2 separate regions of the Homo sapiens genome follow, and region 1 is linked to region 2. Evidence: read pairs that join two places in POLR2A ChIA-PET (ENCODE). Cell type or tissue: HepG2. All regions are shown on one strand. Links, peaks and the distances in the headings refer to the core of each region. The heading gives the core; the rest is flanking DNA.

Evidence for each region. ChIA-PET counts read pairs that join two places held together with the same protein. Peaks named below come from ENCODE experiments on the same cell type or tissue, not always from the same donor. Only the 100,000 strongest peaks of a DNase experiment are listed, where the experiment ranks them.
Region 1: POLR2A ChIA-PET joins it to region 2 with 7 read pairs; 4 of 35 experiments call an interaction of 5 or more read pairs at or near these places.

What each region holds. Positions count from the first base shown.
Region 1 is chr3:45,747,658-45,750,568 of GRCh38, forward strand. No RefSeq gene overlaps it. Among named protein-coding and RNA genes, the nearest start is that of SLC6A20, 47 kb to the right of the region's middle. In HepG2, for the core only: no CTCF peak of the experiment used is centred there; no DNase peak of the experiment used is centred there.
Region 2 is chr3:45,634,672-45,637,582 of GRCh38, forward strand. LIMD1 (LIM domain containing 1) reads left to right here. Exons shown (of 8, transcript NM_014240.3): 2 at 1,479-1,580. Among named protein-coding and RNA genes, the nearest start is that of LIMD1, 41 kb to the left of the region's middle. In HepG2, for the core only: no CTCF peak of the experiment used is centred there; a DNase peak (open chromatin) is centred at 1,240.

The DNA of each region.
Region 1 (2,911 bases), core at 217-2,716, 110 kb after region 2:
TGAACACTTGGGATGACCTGCCTGGAGAGAGCAGCTACCCTCTCTGCTAGGAGCTGAACACTTATCGGAACACCCTGGCTGCGGAAAGGAGGTACTCCCTGCAGGTCTCCTCTGAGCTGTTCTATCACTCGATAAAGCTCCTCTTCATCTTGCTCATCCTCCACTTGTCCACATACTTCATTCTTCCTGGCCACAGGACAAGAACTCAGGACCCGCCAAATGGTGAGGCTAAAAGAGCTATAACAAACAGGGCTGAAATGCCCCTTGCTCACCACATTGTGCGCGAAGGAGAGAAGACCTGCAGCCCTTCAGGGAACCCAGACCTGGGAGTTCCCTGAGTCAGGGCTGTGACTCCCTCTTTGGGGTCCTGCAGTTCCTAGCATCTCTAAGCTTCTGGGCACTACCGTCTTCCGCACTGGCAGCCGTGGAAGCTGCTTGCATGCATGCCTGGTCCAGCTGCAGCCTTGCAGAGAGCCCGCACCCATGCCAGCACTTGGAGCTGCCTACCCCACTGCAGCAGCTGGTGTGTGTAACTGCAGTGGTTGGGCCCCATGCTTACATACCCCTTGCTGCTCCATACCTGACTTGGCCTTGGCAGGCATGGGATCCAGGCCCGTAATGTAAGCCGAGCTCAGCCTGCCAGGCTGAGTGGGCGGAACAAGCCCAGCAGGCCTGAACAAAACACGGGCAAAGGCACCACTGGCCACAGAGGTTTCCAGCCAGAAAACCAACACCCCAAAGATCCTGTAACATTAGGAGGACTCTCACTCATGTGGGAAGTGAGATGAAATTCCTTGGAAATGGCTCGCTCTTAATCCCATGTGCTCGATCTCGTTCTCTCTCTCTCACCAGCTGAACTTTGGAGCACTTTTGGAGTAATGTGGGTTCTCTGTATTAACAGTTGTTTTCTGACAGTGGATCAGAAAACATATAAATATATATATATATATATATATATATATAAAAACATATATCTCTCTTGAGGATAAATTATATAATAATTATATTTTTATATATATATATAATCTCAGGATAAATTAGGGTAAATATTTAAAATATTGTCTTCCCATAATTCATTTTTCCAGTTTCTTAGTGAAATAATTTCAAAATTTGGTCATTAATTTGAGAATTAATGAGGTGTCCTTGTGCTCCCAACCAGGGACTGCAGGGGATGTATGATACCTTCCAGCTCTGAATGACCTCAGTGCATCTATCACTGCATAACAAATTACTCCAAAACTTACTGGCTTAAAGCAACCCCTATTTATTCGTATTTATCATCTCACAGTTCCTGTAGGTCAGGAATTTGGGCACAATTTAGCTCTGTCCCCCATTTCAGGGTCTCCCACAGGCGCCAGTCAAGGTTCAGCTGGAGCAGGATCCACTTTAAAGATCACTCTCGTTGTTGGCAGGTGTATTAGTTTGTTTTCACACTGCTGATAAAGACATACATGAGACTGAGCAATTTACAAAAGAAAGAGGTTTAACTGGACTTACAGTTCCAAGTGGCTGGGGAAGCCTCACAATCATGGTGGAAGGCAAGGAAGAGCAAGTCACGTCTTACGTGGATGGTGGCAGGCAAAAAGTGAGAGAATGAGGAAGACTCAAAAGTGGAAACCTCTGATAAAACCATCAGATCTCATGAGACTTATTCACTACCACTAAAACCACTCCCATGATTCAATTATCTCCCACTGGGTCCCACCCACAGCACATGGGAATTCAAGATGAGATTTGGGTGGGGACACAGCCAAATCATATCAGCAGGATTCAGTTCCTTGTGGGCTGTTGGACTGGTCCGCTTGCTGGCTGTTAGCTGAAACTCTCCCTCAATTCCTTGCCACATGGGCCTGTTCAACATGGCAACTTGTTTCATCAAGTCAGCAAGAGAGAGTCTGCTAACAAGGAGGAAGTCACAGTGTCTTGTCTTTTTTTTTTTTTTTTTTTGAGACAAAGTCTCGCTCTTGTCCCCCAGGCTGGAGTGCGATGGCGTGATCTCTGCTCGCTGCAACCTCCGCCTCCCAGGTTCAAGCGATTCTCCTGCCTCAGCCTCCCAAGTAGCTGGGATTACAGGCTCCTGCCACCATGCCCAGATAATTTTTCTATTTTTAGTAGAGACGGGGTTTCACCATCTTGGCCAGGCTGGTCTTGAACTCCTGACGTCAGGTGATCTACCCGCCTCAGCCTCCCAAAGTGCTGGGATTACAGGCGTGAGCCACCGCACCCAGCCCACAGTGTCTTTTATAACTTAATCTGGAAATTGTTATCCCATCACTTTCACCACATTTCTGTGCACTAGAAGTCACTAGGTCCAGCTTATTCAAGAGGAGGAGATAACACGAGCACATGAATACCAGGTGGCAATCTTTGGGGGCCGTCTTAGAAGTCTGCTGACCATAGTCAGAAAGGAGAGAATACAAAGGTAAAGTGCAGAGCTGTTGCTGGAGGGAGTCAGGTGGCTTCCTGGAGGAGGTGGGGCTTATGCTAGGACCTAGGTGTTCTGGTTATCTAATGCTGTGTAGCAAATTAGCCCGAGAAAGAAAGAGGGGGACGGAAGGATGAAGGAGGGAGAGGAGGGACATAGACACAGCAGGTGTACCATGAACACCCTATCCAAGGCAGCTAGTTGAGCTCCCCAGAGCCAGGGCACAACTCTGCTATTATCCTTAACTCCTGGCTATGTTTCCTTCTTTGGAAGGAGTGTTGGGAAAGGCACCTAGCTTGTAAGAATTCAATATTCCACCTCAATCTAAAGCTTTACTGTTTCCCTCTGTATGCTTTTGGGCATCTGGATCATGACTGGGGAGAACAGAACTTGCACCTTGGAAGCCCATGGTCTCCTTCCCACTGCCATCCCTACCTCTTCCCACAGATGACCACTAGCCTTGCATTTCTTCCTAGTTTAGTACAT
Region 2 (2,911 bases), core at 277-2,776:
GTCTGCGCTTGTCACATAGCTAGTAAATTGTGGAGCTGTTTTAGACCAGGTGTCCCAATAAGCACTTTGTAGTTGAGGCATGTTAACTCTTTAGAACTTTTTGGTTTTCAAAGCAACTCTTAATTGCTGCTCCTGGGAATATGCAGGGCAGATGGAAGGAACCTCTATTTCCTAATTAAGAAACGGACACCCAGAGAGCTGATCACCATTAATCCAAACTACAGGAGTCACGGGTAGGTGGGAGGCTCAAGGTTAGAACCTGGCTCTTCAAATTTGTTTTTTCAGGCCAGGCGCGGTGGCTCATGCCTGTCATCCCGGCACTTTGGGAGGCTGAGGCAGGCGGATCACCTGAGGTCAGTAGTTTGAGACCAGCCTGGCCAACATGGTGAAACCCCATCTCTACTGAAAATACAAAAATCAGCTGGGCTTGATTGTGCATTCCTGTAGTCCCAGCTACTTGGAAGGCTGAGGCAGGAGAATCACTTGAACCCGGGAGGCGGAGGTTGCAGTGAGCCGAGATTGCACCACTGCACTCCAGCCCAGGTGACAGAGTGAGACTCTGTCTCAAAAAAAAGTTCTCTCTCTCTCTCTCGATGGATGATCTCCCTATGTTGCCCAGGCTGGTGTTGAACTCCTGGCCTCAAACAGTCTGAGGAAGGAATCGTGGGGCAGGCTGAGATGAAAGCCTCAGGACTTGAGTGAACAGAAGGGCAGGAGTAGAATGTACTAGGTAGGGGCCCATCAGCAAAGGCTGGGCTAAGACCCTGTGGGACTTGTTAGGGGGTGAGGAGCTGCTGGTAGAAGGGCAGGGAAGAGCACTTGCTTGCAGTCTGACAAACCCAGGGCTTGGGGTGTGATATACTTTTTGTAAAAATTGAGGTTACTAAATCCTAGTTGGTGGTTCCCACTGAAAATTAAAGGAAATAATTTAGTTGGAATTGTCTGGCCAGGCATGGTGGCTCACACCTGTAATCCTAGCACTTTAGGAGGCCGAGGCGGGAGGATTGCTTGAGCCTAGGAGTTCAAGACCAGTCTGGGCAACATATCAAGATCCCCGTCTCAAAAAAAAAAAAAAAAAAAAAAAAAAAAGGGAGGAAAAAAGAAATTTCCCAACCTGCATGCTTGGCATATTATAGTGATGGTGCAATCTTTCTGAACTGTCTTACAAACAGTGGGAACCTTCGAAAGCTTTGGGTGGGGTGAGGGAGGGAGTTGACCAAGCCCAGGAATTCTGGACATTAGCATAACAGTGGGGCAGGGAAAGTGGGACCTAAAGTCCAGCCTGGTAGCTGTTTTCTGCAGTTGAAAGAGTGACAGAGGGAGAGGGAGAGAAAGACACTTCAAATGAGTCATCCACTGGATTTGGTGGTGGGCTGGCCATGGGGAGGGATGGTATTATGCTTTGTTCATTGGCTTTTTTATGACTCAGTTTACACTGGTTCCCTCCTGACTCACTGATGTTTCTCTTGTCCTGCAAGGAGCCTGTGTGAAATGCAGCAAAGGGGTGTTTGGGGCTGGCCAGGCCTGTCAGGCCATGGGGAACCTCTACCATGACACATGCTTCACCTGTGCAGCTTGCAGTAAGTGTGGGTGTGGGTGTCGGGTGTGTGGGGGATGCGTAAGGAACATGGGAACCGAGAAAGGGAGGAGAGAGATCATCTTTCTGGAGACGGTTGGTCCATGGCCCTCCTCAGCCCCACAGAAAAGCCAGACAGTGTCTTTTACAGCAGGGTTTCTTACCACCAACAGAAGCCCATCAGGGCACGGTGACTTAACACAATACCAAAGATTGCCTGTGATTCTGGTGATAAGTTGAATGAGTTCAGAGTGATCCCTAATCACATCAGGTTTGAAATATGTAAGAAGAGGTTTCAGAAGATTTGGGAGGAAGTGCTGGGATTCACCATGTCTACCCTGTTTGTCAGTTCTCTCCCCCACTGTGGGGACCAGCCAACCAAAAGTGATTAGTCAGTCAGCTACCCCAGTGTGAGGTGGAGGTGGGGGTCCTTTATTACTCTGTAACCACCTCCCTAACCTAATCTTTGATTTGGAGGCTGCTGTATGAGCATGAGGTGTGTGTGCATGCCACCCATGTGCTGGTGCCTACCTAGCACACACCTGTGGGCATCTTTGTACTCCAGTACATGCATTATAATTCAAGCAGCCCATCAGGAGTCTGGATTGAATGGATGGCAACCGCTCCCCGTGGAAGATTCTAACACATTGCATGCTTGCCAAGTCTGACCAAGTTATGGATTTTGCTTGTTTTCTGTCTCTATCAAAGATTAATTTTGAGGAGTATTTTTGGAAAATGTCCTACTTATATTCTCAATCCTATACTGAGGCTAACAGCTCTCAACTAAAAGGGAATGTTACAGCAGAGTCACAGGGTGTCAGGAACAAAGGGGTCTTTCTAACCATCTGGCCCCGTGGTTTGCAATCCTGGCTGCTCATTAGAATCACCTGTGGAGACTTTAAAACCCTGCTAATCAGAATCAGAGCTAAATCCTAATCTGATAGGATTAGCTAGGAACCTCAATCTGATTCTGCTAATCAAGGGTGGGGCCAGGGCATCACCCTTGGAATTTCTAGAGTGAGGCAAGTGTATTAATTTTTTTTTTTTTTTTGAGACGGAGTCTCGCTTTGTCACCCAGGCTGGAGTGCAGTGGTGCTATCTCAGCTCACTGCAACCTCCGCCTCCTGGGTTCAAGCGATTCTTTTGCTACAGCCTCCCGAGTAGCTGGGACTACAGATGTGCACCAGCACGCCCAGCTAATTTTTGTATTTTTAGTAGAGACGGGGTTTCACCATGTTGGCCAGGATTGTCTCGATCTCTTGACCTTGTGATCCACCCACCTCGGCCTCCCAAAGTGCTGGGATTACAGGCGTGAGCCACTGCGCCCGCCCAAGT